Linked DNA regions of Homo sapiens: region 1 is linked to region 2. Evidence: read pairs that join two places in POLR2A ChIA-PET (ENCODE). Cell type or tissue: GM12878. All regions are shown on one strand. Each heading gives the region's core, and the rest is flanking DNA. Links, peaks and the distances in the headings are about the cores only. Region 1 has its middle 45 kb from the start of MIR4433A. Region 2 overlaps PELI1 (pellino E3 ubiquitin protein ligase 1).

Evidence for each region. Peaks named below come from ENCODE experiments on the same cell type or tissue, not always from the same donor. Only the 100,000 strongest peaks of a DNase experiment are listed, where the experiment ranks them.
Region 1: POLR2A ChIA-PET joins it to region 2 with 7 read pairs; 2 of 35 experiments call an interaction of 5 or more read pairs at or near these places.

The regions. Positions count from the first base shown.
Region 1 is chr2:64,292,747-64,298,128 of GRCh38, reverse strand. No RefSeq gene overlaps it. Among named protein-coding and RNA genes, the nearest start is that of MIR4433A, 45 kb to the left of the region's middle. In GM12878, for the core only: no CTCF peak of the experiment used is centred there; no DNase peak of the experiment used is centred there.
Region 2 is chr2:64,099,162-64,104,543 of GRCh38, reverse strand. It overlaps PELI1 (pellino E3 ubiquitin protein ligase 1), which reads left to right. Exons shown (of 7, transcript NM_020651.4): 4 at 4,045-4,146. Among named protein-coding and RNA genes, the nearest start is that of PELI1, 43 kb to the left of the region's middle. In GM12878, for the core only: no CTCF peak of the experiment used is centred there; a DNase peak (open chromatin) is centred at 3,142; H3K4me3 peaks cover 1,053 bases; H3K27ac peaks cover 3,332 bases.

The DNA.
Region 1 (5,382 bases), core at 180-5,179, 190 kb before region 2:
ATAAATTAAACCAAATAATTAGAAGATGAAGCTCTGTTTCTCAATGGACCTGAGCTCTTCTGCTGTATGAGTTTAGATCTTCATTTGGTTGTCAGACTGAATGGGATTCCAAGGGCATTCATGACTCTCAAAATAAAAACATAACAAAGGGGGTCCTAAATTCCTGTGATAAGACGACATATACTGTTCAATAATAATAAAGTAAATAAGTAAAAGGGTGAATTAATAAGGGAAATGACCCAATTGAGGGGAGATTACTCTACGTTTGGAGGAGTACAGGCTGATGCTGTCTTCGCCTCCTCCCTCTCTCTTCCAAGGAAAAGGAAACAGTCCTTGAACCCAGGAAGAGAATGGTGGCTTGGGCTCCAGGAGACTCATGGGTTCTCAAGTAGTAGGGTAGCTGTTTCTTTGCAGATGTCTCAGTCTCAGAGGTGAATAGCTAGGTGGTAAACCAGAGGGCTGGGGGCCAGGAGAGATGTGGGAGCTTGATGCCAGGACCTGGGGCTATCAACCACTGCAAACAATGAACCTAAGCAAGAAATAGAAGCATCAGAGCAGCTTTTCTCTGAGTGCTGGGACAATGAGCACATCACTGGGTAACCAGTGTGGACTGAAGACTAGGGAGCCTTGTCTGGAAAATTTTGTTCTGTATAACATCCCTAAGACCTTCTCATAACTTGATGGGAATATTCCTGCCCCAATAACTAGTAATCTGTAGAAAGCAGAGGCTCAGGGTGAGATGTAATTTGATTTAGAAAGTAATTTTGAGCAACTTTTGTGTCCAAATTTGGTGTTTGCAAACACACACCTGCCACAATAGCCACTTTTTGTCTTAGTATTTATATGCCAGCCATGGAGCTGAAGTATTTACATGCTTAATTCTTACAAAAACCACTGAAGTATGTATTACTATTGCTTTAGACTTAGCTTTGCGGGGGAGCAGTGTCTGACACCCCACATCCTAGAAGGCAAAAATGTTTTAAACTGTTGGAAACAAGGCAGTGAGCAGATTTTGTTATGTAAGTAATGTAACATAAGTCACGTTGCTACTTATTCTTCGAGTGTGTAAAAACTGAAGCGCTCCATTAAGATAAAATATAAAAACAAAGAAAAACAACAAATACTCTCATAGGAGAGGTTGAACAAGAATCAGCAGTATCCTGGGTTTTGAAATGACTGACCAGCTCAAAAGAAGCGAGCATTCAGAACCACGGACAGAGGCATGACCATGCAGGGGCAGCCCCCCACCCCCCAAAATAAAAATGCATTTCACTCATGCCACCCCTAGGATTATCCCCGCTTTACAAATGAAGGAAATAGGCACAGAGAGATTAAGCAGCCGCCCAAGGTCACATTGCTGATAATGAAAGAGGTGGGAATAGAACTCAAATTCACCTGATCTTAAAGCCTATACAATTTTACTGTTGAAGCCAATCTTTCCCCTCCCCTTCCTCCCTATGATGTTTTGATGGGTTTCGTTACAATTTGACCACTCTCCTTAAGACTATTCATTCTGTTAGTCACATTCTCAATTAAAAAAAAAAAAAAGAACTGCATCTGCATCTTGGCTGCTGAAATGGCATTCCAGATTTGAAGCAAGAGAGGCAAGTGCAGGAGGTGCACTGATATCCCTAAGATGTTCCCTTTTTCTTTCTTTGTTCCCCTTTAAGCCTAGAGCTGTGGAAGAAAGGTGGTGTTGGAGACACACAGAGCCACACTATCTTCAGCTTACTGCTTCCAAAATGCTGTTTCAGAGCTGTTCCATCCCCCGCACCTCCCCCTGAACCAGCCAGACGTCCTCCCGCCCACCTGCCATGTGCTGGCCATGTGCAGTTAAGCTGCCTGTCCCTAGCACCTCTCTGGGGTGGCAACAGCTCTATCCTATCAGCGATCAGCTGCAGAAATCCCACTGCTCATCAGCACCCCTGCATCTTGAGCTAGAAATAGCCCTGGAGTCTCCATGTACCATGAAGAGCAGAATAGGGAAGGATGTGGATGATTTTTTTTTTTAAAGCTATCTGGTACTAAATTGTTTTTCTGTTAGGCTGTGTGCATGAGTTCTCTCCAGTGTCAATACAGGCTATCCACATTTGGGCAAAGGAAGCTATACGCTGTCAGCCCATACAGAGAGCTGGGCAGGCAGCCTAACAGCCCAGTTACCTGCTGCTTCATCCTCCATCTTCAGGGTAGCAGAGTGGCTCTTTGCCTCTTGCTGACAGCTTTGATCTTAGATGTCCTCTTACAAATCTTTCCTGCTTTTGCTAGGAGTCACCCTTTGTCACTCTGAGAACTGAATGTGTGGGAGCAGGGCTTAGAGGTGTAGGGGTGTGAAGCGGTAATCACAGTTCACAGAGTGAGGCCATCACACTGGGCAAAACCCCAACCCACAGCTTTCTGATTGAATGCGAAGTGCAGGTGCTCTCCACACTCTCCCTCATTACTTTGTCAGTCTTCTTAAGAACCTGGGGACTTCTCACTGGGCCACCTCTGGTCCTTAGGCCACCTTTGACAGAATCTCTTGCCAGGGTTCATGGCTTAGAAGCAGAGCCTGGCTAGATTTCAGCCCCTACTTGCCCCCTTGGCTGGGTGCCCTTGTGCAAGGCAATCCCACACAGCTATGCATGCAGTCCCTTGTCCTGTTTGTCTACCTCCTCCTGCTGGTGTTGAGATGGTCATTTCTCACATCCTCGTCTGCTTTCCATGCTCTGTTTCCTCGAGGCCAATGAATCAGCTGCATTTTCTGTACTCTCTCTCCTGAGCAGCTTTAATCTAAGAGCTACCAGGAAAGGAGGGTCCCTAGACACCGAGGATCTACACCACAGGGAGGATCCTTGGTTACCGAGTTCTAGTAGCTCAGGCATCTGTTACAGAGCCTGCAGTTGCCACATACTGTGGACCATTCTGGAAGACATAAGCCACATACATTTCCAAATGTATTATTGTCTGATGGTCCTATGAAGATATCTTTTTTGGGGGTAGGCTGTAACATGAGTAAAAACAGAAAGAAAAAAGAAGAAAAACAATAACACCTTGAACAGACTCAAAGCCCTTCATTAATAATTTGTTCACCAAATACGTATTAAGTGCCTATTGTGTGCCAGGAACCCTACCAGGTTCTAGGATACAAGAGTCAACAACAACAACAACAAACCCATGAATCCTGTCCTTATGAAATTGATATAATGGGAGAGAGAGATTAAACAAAAACAAATCCCACAAATGCATACAATTACAAGCTGTAAACGTTCTGTGAATGAGAAGTGCTTACTGCCCTTTGAGGACAGGGAGTGTCTCATCTGTCTTGGCCTCTCTAATGCCTGTTACTCAGTAGGTGCTAAATAAATTTTTGTAGAATCAGTGGGTAGATGGGTGGCTACATGAAATGAAGAATGATTGCACAGCATAAGAATCATCTAAAGGCACATCATCTATAAGAGGTTGTGAGGACTGAGAGCCTTTAGTGCTGAGTAACTTTCTCACCATGGTCATTAATTTTACTTGTAACCTCAGACTATCAAAGCTCTCTGCAGGTCAGCTGTAATTGAGAGTGCTATACAGAGGCCCAGGCATGCAGCATCTCCTCACCAGAACTTGTTTGCTTCTCCCTGAAATTCTTGAACTGGAAGTATCTTCCTGAAAATCAAGTAGTTTTCTTATTTTTATTTTTTAGAGACAGGGTCTTGCTCTGTTGCTCAGGCTAGAGTGCAGTGGGGCAATCATGGCTCACTGCAGCCTCTAACTTCTGGGTTCAAGCCATCCTCCTGCCTCAGCCTCCCATGTAGCTGGGACTACAGAGACCTGCCACCATGCCCAGCTAAAATTAAGTAATTTAAATAGTCCATCAATGAGGTGGAGTAAAACCTGCTGCAGGTGCTGTGGGATTTCTTCCACACTTAGTTTTCATAGCATTCTTTGGGTTTTCCTCTGGGCTTTACAGCATTGTGGTCATCTCTGAAGCTTTGATTTCCTACTCGTCTTGGTTGAAGACATGCACTAAAAAGAACTCAAATAAAAGTGGGAATTATAAGGAAAGAGGTGGGAATCTCATAGGAACCAGTTTAAAAGTAGAGGTGTTATGTACCCTGAAAATATATACATCTATTACTTATTGATAAAACATAAGTAAATAGGCCGGGCATGGTGGCTTATGCCTTTAATCCCAGTACTTTGGGAGGCCAAGGTGGGCAGATCACTTGAGGTCAGGATTTCGAGACAAGCCTGGCCAACCTGGCGAAAGCCCGTCTCTACTAAAAATACAAAAATTAGCCAGGCGTGGTGGCCCACAGCTGTACTCCAGGCGACTCGGGAGGCTGACGCAGGCGAATCGCTTGAACTTGGGAGGCAGAGGTTGCAATGAGCCGAGATCATGCCAGCCTGGGCAACAGAGCAGGATTCCATCTCAAAAAAAGAAAAGAAAAAGAAAAAAAAAAAGAAAGTAAATAAATAAACAACAACAAAAATAACAACAAAAAAAGAAAGAGCATTGTTTCTCCCTCTTTCTCCCTCTCTCTCTTACCCACACTCTGAAACCATGATATTTCTTGTCTTTTCTTTACTCTGCTTTTCTTCCCCATCTTCTCTTCAGCTGACTTTCTCTGCAAGACTCTTGCTTTGGCTCTCCCAAAACTTGGGCTTGTGCAAGGCTCTGGCTTGCCATGGCCCCAGCTCTAGCTTCAATTCCTAAGGACTGGATTAGTCAAGACTCCCCGGGATACAGAGTCAAGACTCTCTGAGTTGATACATACTCAAACCAAACTAGCATCAGCACAAATAAAATAATTCAGGCTGGGCTCGGTGGCTCACGCCTGTAATCCCAGCAATTTGGGAGGCTGAGGCGGGTGGATCATTTGAGGTCAGGAGTTCAAGACCAGCCTGGCCAACATGGTGAAACCCTATCTCTACTAAAAATACAAAAATTAGCCAGGCGTGGTGGTGCATGCCTGTAATCCCAGCTACTCGGGAGGCTGAGGCAGGACAATAGCTTGAGCTTGGGAGGCAGAGGTTGCAGTGAGCTGAGATCACACCACTGCACTCCAGTCTGGGCTACAGAGTGAGACCCTGTCTCAAAAAATAAAATAAAAATAATAAAATAATTCAATCACATAATTGAAAAGTCTGAAGGTACGTAGCTGTAGCCACAACTGAATATTTCATCATTAAATAATATGAGCCATCTCTCTGTGCATGTGCATCTCTCTCTCCATCATTCTCACCCTGCTTTTATTGATATTGCCTGATGGCAACATGGCAGCCAGCAGCTACAGATTTACATTGCTCCTCCTCTCAATTTATAATCCCAGAGGAAGAGAAACCATTTTCCCCAGTAGTTCTGGCTACAATCTAGGGGACTCTGGTTGGCCCAGTTTTGATCATGAGACTACA
Region 2 (5,382 bases), core at 106-5,105:
AGCTGCCATATGGAAGGGGAATTGGACTTTTAAAAAAAAAATGACAAACCAGGATCAGTGGGTGGAAATTAGAAGGAAACACTCTGTTTCCTTATTAAAAGAGGTGGGATGGGGGACAGGGCTTTATCTAGTACTTAGAATTATGCAGCTGTCTGCCCTGAGAAGTGGGAAGTTCCCACTCTGTTACTAGAGGGGTCTCCCTGGACTGGATGAAGAATGTGATGTATAATATGTGTATTCAGGTATTAGAAGCACATTTGGATGAGGTAATTTTTAAACTAAGGGTCTTTACTTAAGATTCTTTGTATTGGTTGTATTCATTTTTGGTTTATAACTTCATATATTTGAGCATAGTACCTTGCACAAAGTAGACCTCAATAATTATTAAGTTGAATCAAAGCTATGAAGGCAATATCCAACTGCATCTACAATATAACTTCTCAACCCCCTAGCCTATTTCATGCTTCTAGCCCCCTTGTATTCTTCTAACAAAATTTCCAGAAGCTGGACCACCATTTCAGGATACTTGGGCTTTTCCTAGAGTGACAGACAAGGAGGGGGAATTTCACATCTTTATATTTTCTGTGAATTCATCTGCCTCCAATTTTATAACACTGACTTTGTGTTACAAAGAATTTAATATTGTAATGAGCAAATAAGAAAAATTAGAAAGAGTTCTTTGACTCCTGGAAGTACCTGTATCTTTAGCTAAGTAGCCCTAGGATGTACATTAATATTATACCATCTGAAGCATATCTTTGTAAATTAAATAAACAAGAGACAGAAAAATTGGCATATGATGTGGTTTTAGGTTGCAGCTTCAGTGTCTGAAGGTAATTGGCTTTTCAGCTTTGTTTTATATCCAGTTTGATTTGTGAAAGAATCCTTAGGCCTTGACTAGGACTCCTCTGTTACTATTTGGGAGCCAGTTGGTGCAGAAAAGGGACAGTTTCTTTTTGCTCCTTTGGCGAGAAGGAATATACTAAGCAGGTGGTGGAAGTAAACCTCAGATTGATTGAATCTGAGGAGCTTCTTACAGTAGCTCCCCCCGGAGTGCTCTTGACATTTTGGGTATGCCACTTTTTCATTGTTCAGTACTTTCCCACATACTACAGGACATTTATAGGTCCTTCACCCACAAAATGCCATTTGAGCCTGCAAATCCTCGTAACAGCCAAAAAATGCACAGCATATTTTCAGATGCCCCTTAGACTGCTAATACTACCTCTGGTTGAAAACCACTATCAGGGAAAATATTTCTAATCCCTGCCTCTGTAATACCATATTCTGTACTTTTCTTCCTATTTTACTCTGCCATGCCCTCATGTTTTCATTGTTATCTCTTTTTCATCTTTCATCTTTACTAGGCAATAAGAATCTTAGGGATCACAGATTGACTCTTGGCTGGGTGCGGTAGCTCACACCTATAATCCCAGCACTTGAGAGGCCAAGGTGGGCGGATCACTTGAGCTCGGGAGTTCGAGACCAGCCTGGGCAACATGGTGAAACTCCATCTCCACCAAAAATACAAAAAATTAGCCAAGCGTGGTGGCATGCCCCGAAGTCCCAGCTACTTGGCAGGCTGAAGTGGGAGGATCACTTGAGCCCGGGAGGCAGAGGCTGCAGTGAGCTGAGATCATGCCACTGTACTGCAGCCTGAGTGACAGAGTGAGACCCTGTCTCAGTTTAAAAAAAAAAAAAAAAAAAAGATTGACTCCTCCTCTTTAAATTTTGGAGGAATGTATTTGTGAGGTCATGATGAAAATTAAGCATTTAGTCTGGCAGTCATCTGGGATGAGTAGTTAAAACCCTGCGTTCTAGGCCAGTGAGACTCAAACGTAACTTGACATAGTTTTTATTCTCAGTCTTAGAGTAGGTTTAATAACTAACAAACAAAGATTACAATTTCAAAGCACATAAAAACCAATGTTTTAAAATCTCTTTAGCCACTAAGAATTAATTTTCAAAATACTGAGTAATTGTTTCATTGAAAAGTGAGCTGTTTAACGGGGCACAGTGGCACATGCCTGTTAGTCCCAGCTCCTTGGGAGGCAGAGGCAGGAAGATCACTTGAGCACAGGAGTTTAAAGCTGTAGTGTGCCATTTTCCTGCCTGTAAATAGCCACTGCACTTCAGCCTCTGCCACATAGCGAAACCTGGTCTCTTAAACATATATATATGTATATGTGTGTGTGCGTGTGTATATATATATGTATATATATGTTTAAAACTTGTAAAACAATTATATAGTATATATGAATACCTAAATGTGTAGAAAGAAATATGTAAAACATGCATGTAAATGATCTACACTGCATTCTTGAGGTTGGATACCTCTGTAGAGAAAAGGGAACTGGGAGAGACATGTAGGCAGCCTCAATTGTATCTGTAGTTTAATTCCTTAAAAAAATCAGACGCAGGCCAGGCACAATGGCTCACGCCTGTAATCCCAGCACTTTGGGAGGCCGAGGTGGGTGGATCACGAGGTCAGGAGTTCGAGACCAGCCTGGCCAACATGGCAAAACCCCGTCTCTACTAAAAATAAAAAATTAGCCGGGCGTGGTGGCATGCACCTGTAATCCCAGCTACTCAGGAGGCTGAAGCAGGAGAATCACTTGAACCTGGGAGGCGGAGGTTACAGTGAGCCGAGATAGCACCACTGCACTGCAACCTAGGCGACAGAGCGAGACTCTGTCTCCAAAAAAAAAAAAAAAAAAAATCAGAAGCAAAAGTGGCAGTATTAAGCTTTGATAAAGCTGAGTCGTTAGTATAATCTCTTCTATATTTGGAAATAGGGTATTTCTGTATTCTCTTTGTATATTTGGAAATTTGACAGTCTTAAAGCTGTTGTTTTAAGGCTTTATCTATTACAGATTAGTTGCAAATTGAAACCAAGTAAAAGCTTATGATGCCAAACTTCTAATTAAGAAGGATTTTTTCATTTAGCTTCTTTGCTGTATATAATTATTCTCTTCTTTGTGTCTGTTTTATGCAGCCCATTTCTACTTCCTTTGTGTGATGACTAGATTTTTCCCCTCCTTTGATATTATCTTCAACTCATATACATAGAAAACACTTGAAAACAAAACTGAAAAGTTCTTTTTAGCAATGTTTTTAGTTTGAGATAAATCAGAAGTACAGTCATAAGCATTACATCCCTTTCCTTTGGTAATGTTTAATCATTCTATGAATGTTTCTTTTGTTTTTTTTTTTTAAATTTTTTTCTTTTATCTCCTGGGACCAAATCCCAAATGCATTTTTCTGTATCTCACCCAGCATATGGCCAACATTTGTCATCTGTAGAGTCACAAAATGGTTAGAAAACCAGTTAACTTGGCTTATGAGTGAACTTTATAGCTCTCTGAATGACTTCAAAAATAAGATTCCTCTTATTTTGCAAGATTTTCTTATCAGAGCAGTACTATTGTTTTCTGTTTTTATGTGGGATTTGGTTTTGATTATAATTTAAAATACTTAATAAGGGAGTCTAGTGGTTTGATAAAAGAAAATTATGGGCCGGGCGCAGTGGCTCACGCCTATAATCCTAGCACTTTGGGAGGCTGAGGCAGGCGGATTGCCTTAGCTCAGGAGTTCAAGACCAGCCTGGGCAACATGGTGAAATGCCGTCTCTACTAAAAATACAAAAAAAATTAGCCAGGCGTGGCAGCGTGCACCTGTAGTCCCAGCTGCTTGGGAGGCTGAGGTAGGAGAACCACTTGAACCTGGGAGGCGGCGGTTGCAGTGAACCGAGATTGCACCACTGCACTCCAGCCTAGGCAACAGAGCAAGACTCTGTCTTTAAAAAAAAAGAAAGAAAGTTATGTTTTTATTCTGTAACTGCTTCTAAATATTCTTCAGTACCCCATTCAACCCGAGAAACTACTGTCACAGCTGACAGGAGTTATTAACCTCTCTAAATTTCAGGGGGAAAATGTATAAATATGTCATGTATTTGATAAATAGTTTTCCCTTTTTTTAATGAAAAGATTATCTGATTGGATTGACCTGCCTACTAATTTTTGCTATTAACTTTTTCATTCTTAGGCAATAAGCAACAAAGACCAGCATAGCATATCATATACTTTATCTCGGGCCCAGACTGTGGTGGTTGAATATACTCATGACAGCAACACCGATATGTTTCAGGTATTACAACATCTTAAATTTTTTTTCTTAAGAAACGAAAAAGTTAAAAATCTATTGTTGGTGACTTTTGCTGAGGTCAGAGGATTATCAGATTTTTATATTGTATTTTATTAAAATATAGATTGATTGCTAACCCTTATAAATAGAAGTCAATCTAGCATGGTTGAGATGGGCTCCAGAATAAGAATTACTGGTAAATATTACATAACCATTATATGCCTCAGTTTCCTCCTCTGTAAAGTGCAGATAATAGACTCTCCCCTATGACTGTTAAGAGGCTTAAATGATCTAGTACATGTAGAGTACTCAGCACTGTGCCAGGCACTTAGTAAAAACACTTAGTGAATAGTAGCTATTATCCAAAAAAGAAAACAGTAAATACTCTGCATACATTTATGACTTTTTCTACCACTACCTCCCACCTTCCTCTCTAGACAATAAACAATCCAGGCACTTGCTAACTATTTGTATTATCTATGTGAAATCAAACCTTTTTCTCAGCATGTATTTGGTCAATGCTACTCATGCAATAAAAGTATTTTTCTCTTACTTTTTGTACCAATCCAGTGCTGATATTTTATAAACTGATAGATTTTAGGACAGTCAGTTCCAAAGATGTAAATAGAATCCTTGATCTTCTCCCTTAATATTGAGCTCTCTGAAGCTTAGGCTTTTTAAAAACAAACTTAAGTACAACATAAATTGCCTGATAATGTTGCTTTTATAATTATTGTCACATTGACTTCCATTTTTCTTTATTTTACAAGGCAAATAAAAGTGAAAAGACCTGGAAATATATTTAATTTCAGTCAATAGTGAAATATTTCTTTGAAGCCACTCCCTCTGCCCAACCCTTTTAATGAGATGAGATACTGAATTTCTTTTCTCTAGTTAATATTAGAATGTGGGCATTTATTATGTTTTCCTCACTTTTACCAAAAATAAATAAGATCTTTAAGGAAGATTAATGTTTAGATCCAAGAAAAACCGAACACAAAGCTTTAGGATGATTTTTCACATTTTGTTTCACTGACAAGCAGTGAAAATGAATGAGCTTAGCTTTTTTTTAAAATCAAGATGCTACTAGGCCTGTAGTCTCAGTTACTCAGGGGGCTGAGGTGGGAGGATAGCTTGAGGCCAGCCTGGGCAACATAGTGAGACTTCGTCTCTTTAATAAAATATAGATAAATATATATGTGTGTGTGTGTGTGTGTGTGTGTGTGTGTGTGTGTATCT